2 separate regions of the Homo sapiens genome follow, and region 1 is linked to region 2. The links are chromatin contacts, found by Hi-C in ENCODE. All regions are on one chromosome and are shown on one strand. Each heading gives the region's core, a stretch centred on a gene start or an enhancer-like site at or near the end of the contact. The rest is flanking DNA. Distances are from core to core; before and after follow the strand shown.

Region 1 (6,764 bases), core at 1-2,500, 730 kb before region 2:
TGGAGCTGAGGACAAGTCTTCCCTGGGCCTGTTTCCTCATTTGTTAAAATAGGGATCAGAAAAGTACCGACCTTATAACTTCGCGAGGCACTTAAGAGCTAGGTGCTAGGGACATGGTGAGACCACCACAATGAGTGATTTCTCTTGTCTTCAGTTATTCTTAGGGGTCATGGGGAATGTGTTCCCCTCTCCCAGCCCAGCGCTCTCCAGCCTGACAGAGGTGGGGCCTACACTGCCTGCATCCTGGGGCAACCCCAGCTCGCCGAAATCCAGCTCCAGTCCTGAATGGGGGTGAGGCAGGTGGTAACAGGTGAGAAAAAAGGATTTCCCGAGTGTGGAGCAGCGAGAGGGAGGAAGTGACTCACCAACCACAACAAAGCCTATCTCTCCGCGAGGAAGCACAGCGAAGAGTGAACGCACGCACGTGGGTGCGTTCACCCACGTGCTCGCGGGGGCGTGCGGGGCCGTCGGAGTGGGCCGGGCTGGCTGCCGCCTAGTGCTAGTCCGCGCGTGTGGGGTGAGGAGTGGTGGGGGGGGCAGGCCTATGGTGCGGGTCACTGCCTGGAGCCGCATGATGGGTGGGGGCGGAGGGACCCCTCTCCATCCAAAGCTCTGCTCTGCTGTTCCCCTCTCACCTCTGGGGGCCGAGGGGCGCGTTTCCTTAGGACCCCGGGGCGTGGGAGAAGCCCCTGCTTGGGGGGACCGTCTGCTGTTTAGGGGCTCCCCTTCGACACGTGGGAGGCAAAAGTGCAGAGCGCACCATCATCCAGCTCCGGCCGCACTGCACAGCGAGGCCGGCCCGGAGCCCGGATGCTGGGCTCGGTCCCGCCGAGGCTCGGCCTGGCTGTAAAGCAGAGGGGGGCGAGGGAAGCCGGGCCAGCGGGTGTCGCGGGTAGCCGGCGTCCGGGACGGGGTGTGGCGCCCAGAGCGCTGCTGCCTCTCGCAGCCAGGAGGCTGGATGTCGGGTTTGGGTGTCTTCCAGAAGGAGCCGCACTAGCGACGAGGGAAGAGGAACTGGCTTCCCGGGCAGTCTCCCCCGCCCCAAACTTTTCCTCCTCGCGGAGGGTGGGCGGGCGGAGGGAGGAAGCGCAGCCGGGGAACGTGGCGCCCGCGTTCCTCCCGCCCGGGGGCTGCGGCTGGGCTGAGTGTGTCTTTAAATCTGAGCCCCCCGCCCCTCGCGGTGGGGCCGGGACTCGCGGTCCGGGCGGGGGCGGGCGCGGTGATTGGCGGCCGGGTCGGGTCCGCCCCTCGGCGTTGGGTAGCGGGGCGCTGGGGAGCAGCGCGGCGCGCACGGGCCGGGGCGCGCAGGTCCCGTCGCCGGTGAGCACGGGCTCCCTCTCGCGTGGCCTCGCCGGGTCCGCCTGGCCTGCCCACCTCCGGAGCCACCTCTGCCCCCGCATGGGCTGGCGAAGTTGGGAGGAGCGAGCTGGAGCCAGAGCGCGCGCCGGGCGCGCCCCGTCGCTGCCTGACTCGGCGCCCGCAGTTCGGGCGCAGCACGCCGGCCGCAGGAGCACGGATGCCCCCCGGAGCCGCGGGCTGGCAGGTACCGAAGTGTCCTGCCCTGGGGCTGGCGAGGGGAGGGCAAATCTGGAATCCCCCGGGCACCCCCCAGCCCGAGGCTGCTCCAGACACCAACTCCCCATCCTTTGGAGAGGTGAGGTCCTGGGCCTTCACCCCACACCCGCTCAGGATTGGTCCCTGGGAGGCAAGAGGGACTCACAGGGAGCAGTTGCTGGGTGGTTGTGTGTGTTGGACCCTGGGCTACCCCCTCTCCCGAGTTCCCTGGGTTTGGTGTAGGCATGGCCTGGTGACAATTCCACTTTTCATTGCCAGACCTGGGAGCATGGCCAGGAGCTAGGGTTTCCCGCGAAGTTAGGGGGAGATTGGGGAGAGGGAAGCCGCTTCATGACCGAGATGGGGTCCTGGGACTCATCTCTAGGGGGCGTGAGGCCCTCAGACCCAGGACGAGTCCAGAAGTCTCAGCGGGCACAGGCTTTGATTCTTGGCCCAGTCTGGCCCTCTTCCTCTGTAGGCCCGGGTCTCCAAGGAGAGTACGTTTTTCAGTTTCAGAGGGTTTTCCTGAAGGGGCAGTAACCTGTCAGAGAGAGAGTGGCCTATGGGAGACCCGGCTCCTGAAGGTGGCCGGGATGGTTGGAGCCCTTTCTCTTGGGTTGTCAGAGATGGGAGTAAAGCTTCATGGCCCAGGGAATCTTCTGGGCATCTCTACTCTCCCAGCCAGAGGCCCAGGAACCAACTCCTTGGCTTCTGGGTAGAGTAACCTGAACCCAGTGGCCGAGCACCTCTTAAATGCCAGGAAGGGCACTGGGCCGTGCCCCTGGAATGTGTGGATGGAGGAGGATTTGGAGGATTCTGTCCTCAGGAGGCTCAGCCCCTGGGGGCAAGACAGGACATAAACACACAAAGTTCCCCGATACAGGGTTTCAATACCAGTCCTGAACTGGTAATAGTGGAAAGCCAAGAGGCTACACACCATTAATTGCTATGTGAGTAATGTAGGCTGCGAGAGTGCCAGGGCAGCAGAGATCCAGTTCCATGCAAGCAAGCAAATGTGCTGAAATGTTCCAGCTCCATGCCCGCCCTTCCTTATTACCTTGCTCCAAGGGCAGGGAGCAGCAGGGGCGCTGAGGAGGTTCTCCTGCACTCATCCCCACCCACTCCCAGGTTTGTTTGTTTCCTGCTGGTGGATTTCTGAAATAACCCATTTGGTTTCTTGGCTTGGGCTGAGCACAGGACACTCCTAGTTGCCCTGTGGCTCCTGGGGTTTGGGGTCTAGAGCCAGCCTTGTAGGAGGTTCAGAGGTAAGCAGGAGGAAGTCCTCACTTCCTTTCTGAAGAGCCTCTGTCGCGGGGGGTTGGGGTAGGTCGGGAGGCTGGCAGGCACTGGGCCAGTTTCCTATGAGTGCAGACAGACCCCAGGTGGTGCATGCACCCCCCTCCCTTTCCTGGCCAGTGTTGGGGGTGGGCACAGTAGGGCCCAGGTGGCTTGAGGTGGGTGGTTCCTGGCACAGCTCTGACCTCACTTCTGTGAGGCTCTGCTGTATCTGGGGCCCTGCCCCCTCCCTCATTGTCCCTGGCAGGTTTCTGTTTTTCTGGAGCACTTCGTGGAGGTGGCAGTGTGCTCATGCTCGTGGCCTTGGGTGCAGTTCTGGGAGTGGGAGTTGCTGAGCTCACCCGAAGCCCTTGGCTGGCACTGTGAGAACTTGTGTGAACACACTTGCCTGCCTCCAAACAGGTGGTGCACAGACCTGGGTTACCCAGGCACCTGTGGGGGATGCCCCGTGTGGGCAGAGACGTGAGTGCGTGTGTGTGCTCAGGTTTACATCTGTGTGGGCAGAGACGTAGAGGAGCTGGATACATATATACTTGAGGACAGACACAGGAGGATGGTGGGGGTGAGCAAACAACCCAGGGACACAGACATGTGCGGGGACAGACATACATGAACCCATCAGCGTGGGCCACGTATGGGCTGCAGACACGTACATAGAAATACACCATTGCTGGGATCTGAATCTCCCCACATGGGAGGCAGACATGTAAGTGGACAGACATATAGGTAGACCCAGCAGAGCACAGACGGGGATGGGAACCGACATTCCCAGACAAAAGACTCGGAGCCACAGGGAAGCCGCTCAAGTGCCTGGGCAGAATGGAGTTGGCTGTGAGCTCCTGGGGGGCACAGACACATATGCTTGCCAGAGCCAGCGGACAGCAGAGGCCAGGAACCAGACACAGGTGGGTTCTGAGAGGTAGGCCGAGGCGTGCATTGCCTGGTTATCACTGTTTCCCTGCGTGGCACAGTGCCCGGAAGTTGTCCTGTTTGGGGTGGTGATGGTACAGGTGCTCTGTGGTGGAGCTTATTTCTAGACTCTCACTTTGGGGTTTGAGGACCCCAAAAAGCTCAGTCTCCTGTGTTTTACTCAGAGTCATTTGGCCTCTCCACCTCTGCATTACAAGGCTGTGTTTGTGCCTTAAGTGCCAGCAGGTGCTCTTTGAATTTTGATTCTCATCTTCCCTGGATCTCCAGAGGCTTCCTGAAGTGAGGCTGTGTGGCCTGGGTAGGGTGCTCCAACTGTTCCTTTCCTACCAGAATAGGAGAGGAACTGTCTGGGGATTCTCCTTCTGAACCCAAGCCTGCGGGTCTTTGACAGGGATCCCCCAGGTGAGAGAGAGAGCACACATGTAGCTGCGTCTGTGATGAGAGCCACTGCCCTCTGGGGCGGGCTCCTTCTCTGCTAAGCCGTGGGCTTGCACAGGGAAGGGGTCCCCCACCTGGCTATGCTCAGGTCTCCTCTGCCCAACCTGGCACCTGAGAGACAGCCCAGATTCTAGATATGCTTTGATACTAATGCACCATGCAACCTCCAGCAAGTCAATTAATGTATTGGTTTCCTCATCTTTAGAGTGGGGTCAGTAACCTCTACCTCCTTGTGGGTTCAGTGGGAGAAAATCAGTGCAAAGCATGTGGCCCAGTGCATGGCATGGAGTGAGTGCTCAGTTGATGTGGCGGTGGGGGCCTTTGATTATGAGCCATCCCCTGTGGCCAGGACTCTGCAGGGCTTCCTCAGCAGCCAGGTGCATGGCCCTGGGCCTCTGGGTGAGGTCTGGAGCAGGCTGGGTGGGCCAGGCACCTCTCCTGTGAAAGCTGGAGGGCTTTGTCCTCAGTCGGTGCCCACTAGTCCCTCCTTAGCCCTGTGGGACCTCCATACACGGGGTCAGGAAATGGCAGGCTGGGCGGGCGTATGGAAGCTTGGGCCTGCTGACTGCTGGGCCTCTGGGAGGGGAGCCAGTGTTTGCTAAGAATAGTCCCAAATCATGGCTTTCGTTTCCCAGAGGGCAGCCCAGCCATGTGCTGCCCCTGTCTTGGGCCAAGGCACTTGCAGATGGACTTTTTATGTTTCCTGTAACTGGTGCTCAGCACAGGATTGAGCCTGGGAGCAGCAGGCTTAGTCTGGGAGGAGGCTCTGTTTGTCTTCCGAGGCCTTTGGCTGGGACCCGGGGAAAGAGAAGGTCTGGAAGCACTGGCCTTTATAATCCCTGAGTTCCTTTTCCACTCAGGGCTTTTCCTGACACATCTGCCTCGACCATCTTCCTACCTGCAAATAGACCTGTTGTGATTAAGAACACTGGCTCTGGAAAGAAACTACCAGGGTCTGAATTTCTGCTCCCTCCCTCATTAGCCATGTGGCCCAGGGCAAGAAACTTAACCTCTCTGTGCCTCAAGTCCCTTGTGTAACAGGGTTAAGGATAGCAACTCCCTTATGAGAATGTCACAAGGATGAAAGGAGGTAATCGCAGAGAGCCTCCGAGGCTGTCTGGCTCCTAGGAAGTACTCAGTAAACATTAGGTGCTTATGTTATTACCACGATGTTATTCTCTCAGCAGAGGCCAGGATGCTTGCACAGGACCAGTTGGTGGGAAGGGACCAGCGTGGCATCTTGATGTGGGTTCCTGAGCTTTCTTGGCCCTGGGTTCAGTATGAGGTGCAGGGGCTCCGAAGGTAGATTAAACTCTGTCCCTGCCAGGAGGTGAGTGAGGTACATGCAGACACCATGTCTGGTTCTGTGATGGGGTCTGTGCTAGTTATGGTTGGAGCCTGAGGGAGGGAATGGCTGGCCTGGGGTGTGTGTGATACTTCACGTGGGCTTTGAGGGATGGCCAGGAGTTTGCAAAGGAGGAGGGCAAGGCTTCCCCAGCAGAAAGAGCAGCGTGGCAGAGGTGTGACAGCCCTTGTGAAGCGTTTTGTGTATTTCCCATAACTGGCATGTGGGCTGACTTTGGCTTTAAGGGGTGCCCCTGCCTGGGCTGAAGCTGGGGCACTGATGAGAGAGGCAGGTGGGGTGTCTGGGTCATCTGCACACCCATGGAAGGCAGTAGAGAACATCTTTGGGAACTGGGTGTGTCACTGCCAATGCTTTGGGCTCCCAGGGAGCTGGGGCTTTCAGAAATTCCCCAAGGAGAGAGGATGTGGTGCTGTGAGGGCTGTGGGTACCCTGGGAAACGGCCAACAGGCTGGGCTGGGGCCCATGGGAGGGGAGAGGGGTGGGTGCCCTGAGATGACCTGGGACCCTGCCAGCTTCTGCATCCTGCTGAGCCCCAGGCCCTTCCTCTCTGTGGGCTGTGCCGGCCTCTGTCTGGCCTTCCCAGAATGGAGGCCTGGGACGCTGGGACATTTTTCGAAGATTCTGTTTGGAAAGCACAGAAGGGACTTCTCCTCCCCTTTTCCTTTTCCTGGAATGGAGAATCTCCTGAAGGAGTTAACCCCTTTCCTGCTGGTCACAGAGTGGCCCATGGATGTGTCCCCGGCTTTTTTTAGGATCACTGTTTTATTGTTGCCCTTTCTGTTACACGGGATGTATACATCAGGTGCTGAAAGGTACAACACATTCTGCAACTGAGTGCCACCTTCCATGATTGAACAGGCAAAGAAAGTACACTGAACATCAGCATCTGGCAATATATTTTTTGTTTGTTTGTTTTTTTTGAGATGGAGTCTCACTCTGTTGCCCAGGCTGGAGTGCAGTGGCGCATTCTTAGCTCACTGCAACCTCTGCGTCCCAGGTTCAAGCAATTCTCGTGCCTCAGCCTCCTGAGTAGCTGGGATTACAGGTGCCCACCACTACGCCCAGCTAATTTTTGTATTTTTAATAGAGATGGGGTTTCACCGCATTGGCCAGGCTGGTCTCAAACTCCTGATCTCAGGTGATCTGCCTGCCTTGGCCTCCCAAAGTGTTGGGATTACAG
Region 2 (6,040 bases), core at 830-3,329:
ACCTAAACAGCAAAGTTCCAAGGGGTGGAACTTTTTAGAAAAATCTCCAATACCCCACTGGCCTGAAGGAGAGAGAGAAAGAGGTTGGGGAGAGAGAGAGAACATGCTGTGGTCTCTGCATGCTGCCCGTCTCTGCTGAGGTCCCTGCTGAGCTCTCCAGCACAGGCACAACCTTGACCATGTGCCTGCATCCAGGGGATGACCGTCAGATGTGGGTCTTGGCACAGGCGTGCCTGTATGTGTTTCCTGGCAGTAGTTAAGTATCCAAATATCTATTTGTCTTGGGAGTCATCTGCCTATTTGTGTTTTTAGTTGTGTGCGCCTGTGTGTTTGCTTTTTTTAGGCATACATCTTTGGTATGTGGGTGTCTCTGGAGTCGGGTGCCTATTTGTAGGTGTGATGTTTATGGGAGGTGAAACATTGCACCTGTTGTCTTTGTTGTATGTTTTCGTGTGTGTACCTTTGCAGGTGTGTATGGGTGGGTAGTTGTGTGTGTGCATGTGTATTTGCAAGGTGGAGTTGGTTTGGGTGTGCTGAGCTGTTGACTGTCTCATCCACTGCCCTTGCTAGGGCTGTCAGAGGCCAAGCTAAGCAACCTACCTTTGCCCACAGCAGCCTTTCTCAATTGATGGAAGTTCTTCCCCCAGGGAGTCCCAGTCCACCTGTTGCCACCCTCCTGATGCTGGGTGCCCAGTCAGAGAGGGTTAGGGAGATGTGCTGATGGCATGCACGACCTCCCCTAGATACTCCAAGACCCCGGCTTGTGAGGGGAGTGTGTGTGGAGAGGGTACTAGTCCTGCCTTCACCTCACCTCTGGGGAAACAGCTAGGACAGTCCCCTTCGCACAGCCCAATCCAGCCCCAGGGAAGGTGTTCAAGTGAGGCTCCCCCGTTTAGAGGGTTTCTTTCCAATCCCATCTCCCCCATCCCCTTTGCTCAGTCACTCAGTCACTCCAAGCAGTGTGATCTCCGGCAGGTGGCTTTACACCTCTGTGCCTCAGGTCCTTCATCTGTAAAATGGGATGTAAATGGTGCTTACTTCAGAGGGTTGTGAGAATTAACTGACATGATGCATACAGAGTGCTTAGCCCTGTGCCTGGCACAGGGAAGGTCTTTGCCTATGTTAGCTGATCCGCTCGTTCTGATCTCTCTGGGTTTCAATCCCAAGACACTGCCCATCCTTCAAACCTCACCTGTCCCCACGTGCTCCTTGGACCACCTTTGGGTGGTCAGGACTTTCCCCCTGGAATCAGACTGGCTGGGAGGGGAGAATCTTGGAAAGAGATTATTGACACTTGCACTGCAATTTCCACACAAGTTTTAAAATTTAATTCTATACCCCCTTATGAAATAGTTATCCTTTTCCTCCATTTTACAGATGATGATGAAGGGAGCAATAGAATTGTTAAGTAACTTGTTCAAGGTCACACAGTAAATAAGGGGCAGAGTCCAAGTTTACACTGAGCCAAAAATGGCTGTCCCACTGTCAGGTAGGAGGCTAGTTTACAACAACGCAGGATCAGAGTGCTGGAGGGGTTTCCAGGGGTCTGGTTAACAGTTCTGCCGGAGATCATACAGACAAGCAGAGCCAGCCAGGATGATCCTAATCTATACCCAGCTTCATATCGCTGTAAGCCCCCGCGTAACCAGGACTTGGGTGTTCTCATTTTGGGAGCCTTTTTTTTGGAAAGACCCCCACATGTGGAAGGCAGAGCGCATACTACAGACAGGGGAGCCAAAAGTGAGAGTCCTATGTTTAATCAGAGGAGAAAGCTGACATGGCCAAGCCAAATGAAGGCGCAAAGCCAGATTTCCTTAATTTGGGGGAGCGAAAATTGGGCCGCCTCCACGTCCAGCCATTCTCCAGCGGCCGGGTTTTTCAAAACGCTGCGCCCAGCGTCTCGCGAGGACCCTCCCCCCGGGTCCCCCAGCTCTGCCGCGGCCGCGCCCAGATGGCCGTCGGATCCCCCCTCAAGGTCCCCCTGTCGGCTCCGCCCTCGGTCGCCCAGGCCCCGCCCCGGCCGCGCGCGGTCCCCTCGGTTGGCGAACTCACTCCGGCGAGCGAGCGGCGGCGCTCGGCATTGTGGCAGGCGGCTGGGGCCGGCTAGGGCGCCGGAGCCGCACGCAGCCGCGGGGCTCCGAGAGGCGCGCACTGGGGCTGGGACTGCGCGGCGCCGCCGCTGCGAGCGCCACTGAGCGGTCGCGCAACTTCGGAGGCACAGCGCCGGAGCCAGGCGAGCGCTCAGAGACCCGGAGCCAGAGGGGCGCGCCGGAGCCTCGTTCGAGAGCCGGCGCCAGGCACCCACCGCGCTCCGAGTGCCAGGCGGCCCTCCGCGCAGCGTGGCTTCCGCTGCCCCCACGGAAGGCACGGGCTGGCGCTGCCGGGCGCCGGGGAGGACGGCGAGGAGGAGGCGGCGGCGGCGGAGACGGCGGCGGCGAGACTGGGGCCAGGGAGACAGCCCTGGGGGAGAGGCGCCCGAACCAGGCCGCGGGAGCATGGGGGCCCGGAGCGGAGCTCGGGGCGCGCTGCTGCTGGCACTGCTGCTCTGCTGGGACCCGAGGCTGAGCCAAGCAGGTAGGAAGCGATCGGGTCTGGGGGCGCGGGGCTAGGGGACCCTTGCGCCTCACTCTGTCCTGAAGTTGAGGTGGTCTTTCGTCGCATCGATGCGCGCAGGAAAAGCGGCAAGGGCGCCCAAGTTAGAATGTAGATTTTACTGCCTCCCAAAGTGGGCAATGGCGCATCCACATCGCGGGAGCGGGGAGCAGGGAAGGGGCTTCACAGTAAGCTGAAAGGTCCCTGCTCGCTCCTGAAAGGGATCCCTTCTTCTCCCTGGAAGGGGTGTAGGAGTCAGGGTCTGAGTCTCCGGGAGGATCCGCCTCCTGGGGACGCCCGGCTCTCCGCGCGCCTGGCATCCGCCCCGAAAAAGAACATTGGCTACATAAGCAAGGTGTGCGCTCGCTGCCGTACGCCGGTAACTTACTAGTCTGGTCCCGGCTCGCCTAGGCTCTTACGCGCTATAGGGACAGCAATCTGCAGACTAGAGGGAGAGAGCGAAAAGACCTGCTGAACACAGGAAGCGCTTCGGTAGCCTCGGCAGGCCGGCTTGCAGGGCTCCTGAAGCGGGGAGGGCTAAGTCTTGCACACATAGCTTTCCCCGAGATCGCTGGGCCCGCAGGTCTGGAAGAATTATTATTATTATTATTATTATTATTATTATTAATTTTCTGAGTGTTGGAGAGTGTGTGTGTGTGTGTGTGTGTGTGTGTGTGTGTTGGATGCGGGTAGGGGTTCTTAGCGATCCTGCGGAGTTTCCTTTTAAATTGGTCACTGACATTCTCGCTGTCCGGGGAACAGACTAGGTGCGCTCTCCTTGGTACAGCGCCCGCTCTGGACCCACCAAGATGACTTCAGCGAACTGGTGGGCTCCGAAATAAAGTCCCTAACCCTCCTCTCTCGCCGTGGATGAATACGTTTCTCGCTCGTCCTGTAGCTGGACCCGGCGTCGCTGGCTGGGCTGCGTCTTCTCGGGGAGGCTGTGGACTGAATGGAGCCAGCCTCTCTCTGGTACCCGAACCCAAGCAAGTGGGCTGGCCACGGCTGCCGGGCGGCTCGGCTCCGGAGCCAGGTGGGGACGGGGCCTCCTGCACGGAGTCCTCTCTGAGTTGAGGCTGAGAATGGAGCAGGAAAACTGGAGCAGAAAGTGGACGAGATGACGCAGCCCTCCCCACCTCCTACCTCCTGCTGCGAAGTTGACATCCGCCCTTCCCCCCTCCATAGCCAAAGATTCCTCATTCTGGAATTAGTGATTCCCACGGCCAGGAGTGAGGGCTTGGCTTTAGCACATTCCCCACTTTTTTTTTTTTTTCTGGTGCAAGTCCTGTGCAGTAGAGTTACAACACTCAACCATTTGATCCAAGTTAATTATGATTTGGGCAGACTCTGGTATTTAAAGCAGTGTTTTGAAGTTGGAAGGTAATGATGGGGATGGGGAAGGCAGGCTGCTGAATGTCCAACCTTGTTTTAAAGGGTGCAGTTAGACGTGGGAGGTGCTTGGTTGGGGTGCTGGTTTCTGGTTGGAGGGGGTTTGAGGAGATGATTGAAGGGTAGGGTGAAGTCTCTGTAAATGGCACATGGGCAGGGTTGTGTCTTGGGAAGCTGCTTTTGTACCAGCAGGACAGTGGGATCAGGAATAAATACTTAGGTTACCAGGAATGAGGGGCTGCTGTAGGAGAAAGACAAGACTGGTTGGCCTATAGTTCTCTGGGTGGGTGGGCTTGGCCAAGAAGGCTGGGGGTGGCCTGCATTTCCTGCTTAACAAAGCATCCAGCCCCCACCTTCCCCAGAAGAAACCCCAGGCCCAGGGCTTTGATGGATTTGGGCACGAATGGTGCCCAGTCAGAAATGGCCTCTAATACCCGGCTTTGATTTCTCACCAGCGAGCAGAAGCGGTGTTGGAATTGTGCTCATTACTTAGTGCGGCAGTAGCTGCCTGCCCACCAGCCTGGAGAGGGGCCAACTGGTGGGGTCGGCCTGCAGCCTTCTCATTGCCCAGAATGTGTGGCCCTTAGAAACCTGCCTTCAGGAGGGAGAACATGTCCCTTCCTCCCACACAATCTTGTTTTTCTCTAATGCCACAGGCACAGAGCATCATTCTTTCAGAATGTTCTTTGGGTTTTTCCATTGGATCCTTCACAAGCTCCATTTCACTGATGGGGAAAATCAAGGCCAGAGTGTTGGCTTTCTCCAAATCTTGCCTTCACTTGGCCACAGATTGAAGACATGTGAAGGGCTCCTGTCCAATAGCCAGACTGATTCAAGCCCAGCAGACCCTCCCTCCTATTCTTATCCACCCACCCCTCTGCCATGAGACTCATAACAGACTGAGGCAGGCGAGGCTCTCTCTGCAAAGAGGGATCTTTACTGGGGGTGTCCAAGCTCCCCTCAAGTGGCAGGCACCTCTCTCTCCTTTTCCCCACCCCACCCCATCCCTGGTGAATATGGGAATGAGCTCCCTTTACAGCACTGAGAATATTTTTAAGCTGTAAAGTCTGATGCTGGAGAAATCAAAACTGGAACCATAAAACCCCAGACCCTTAGAAGGTAATGTCAGCAAGTGACTAGCCAGAAAAGGCCACTTCAAAAGCTCTGGTTGGCCCTGGAAATCTCCTCCCACCCCACCTTTCAGCCCTTCCTGGAGCTTTTAATGAGCCTTTCCATGGCCTCTGGCTGGGATGGTTGAGAAGGAGTCGAGGTGTCAAGATAATACTTCTTTTTAAGGTGCAATTAAAATCAGAGTTTTTGTAGTGTCTCTGCTTGGTGTGTGTGTGTGTGTGTGTGTGTGTGTGTGTGTGTGCTCGCGTGCATGCGCCTGTGCACACACAATGATAGCCTGTCCTTGTCTCCCTCTGCACTCACTGTAGCAAACACCCATCTCACTTAAACAAATGGAAAATCAAGTGTCTTAATGGGTTTTCTCATTAAAGTGAAAGTACCACTGCAGGGGAGGAATTTCTCCTGTAATCTCTCTCCTCCACCTCTCTCCCCTCCCCCACAAACAGGGAATTCTGTAGGATAAAACAGTTCCCCTCTTTTCCAATCCATTTATTTAACTGTTGACACTTTGGGACAGGCCAACTTGCCCAAGGTCACACTGGGACTCACCGGTAGCGCCAGGACTTGAACTGAGGCCTCACAACCTCAATCTAGTGCTTCTAGCTCCTTCATTCCATCTGGGCTGGAGACCCACCATCATGGGTGTGGGCTTGAGACTCTGAAATTGAGGCACCACTTAAGGCAGGCAGCTAAAGATAAGATCGCTTTGATGGCTGCTTTAGACTGGAACTCATGGCAGGATGGAGGAAAGAGGTTGAGAGTTGGAAGGGTGAAGAGGTGTTCCAGGAGAGGGGGAACAGGGCAGAGCCAAAGGTCAGGAGTGAAGCTCTGAGACCAGGCAAGTGCCCAAAGGTGGCTCCCCCAACCCCCAGCATTGGCCTCCTGAGCAACTGCCCTGACCTGGGGAAGGGAGACAGGTCACAAGCCA

Evidence for each region. A loop is a pair of places that touch in the nucleus more often than their neighbours do. Pooled maps may share reads with other maps.
Region 1: a loop to region 2 is called in a pooled map, with 2.2 times the contacts of the local background. The contact joins the promoter of PALD1 here to the promoter of UNC5B in region 2. A Hi-C loop is called at or near these places in 4 of 50 pooled maps.

The regions. Positions count from the first base shown.
Region 1 is chr10:70,477,517-70,484,280 of GRCh38, forward strand. PALD1 (phosphatase domain containing paladin 1) reads left to right here and starts at 1,251. Exons shown (of 20, transcript NM_014431.3): 1 at 1,251-1,543. RefSeq lists silencers at 867-936, 1,137-1,586 and enhancers at 2,581-3,223, 2,867-3,046, 3,224-3,865, 5,359-5,906.
Region 2 is chr10:71,210,491-71,216,530 of GRCh38, forward strand. It overlaps UNC5B (unc-5 netrin receptor B), which reads left to right and starts at 2,080. Exons shown (of 17, transcript NM_170744.5): 1 at 2,080-2,574. The coding sequence starts at 2,496. RefSeq lists enhancers at 1,842-2,136, 5,107-5,726 and a silencer at 1,981-2,240.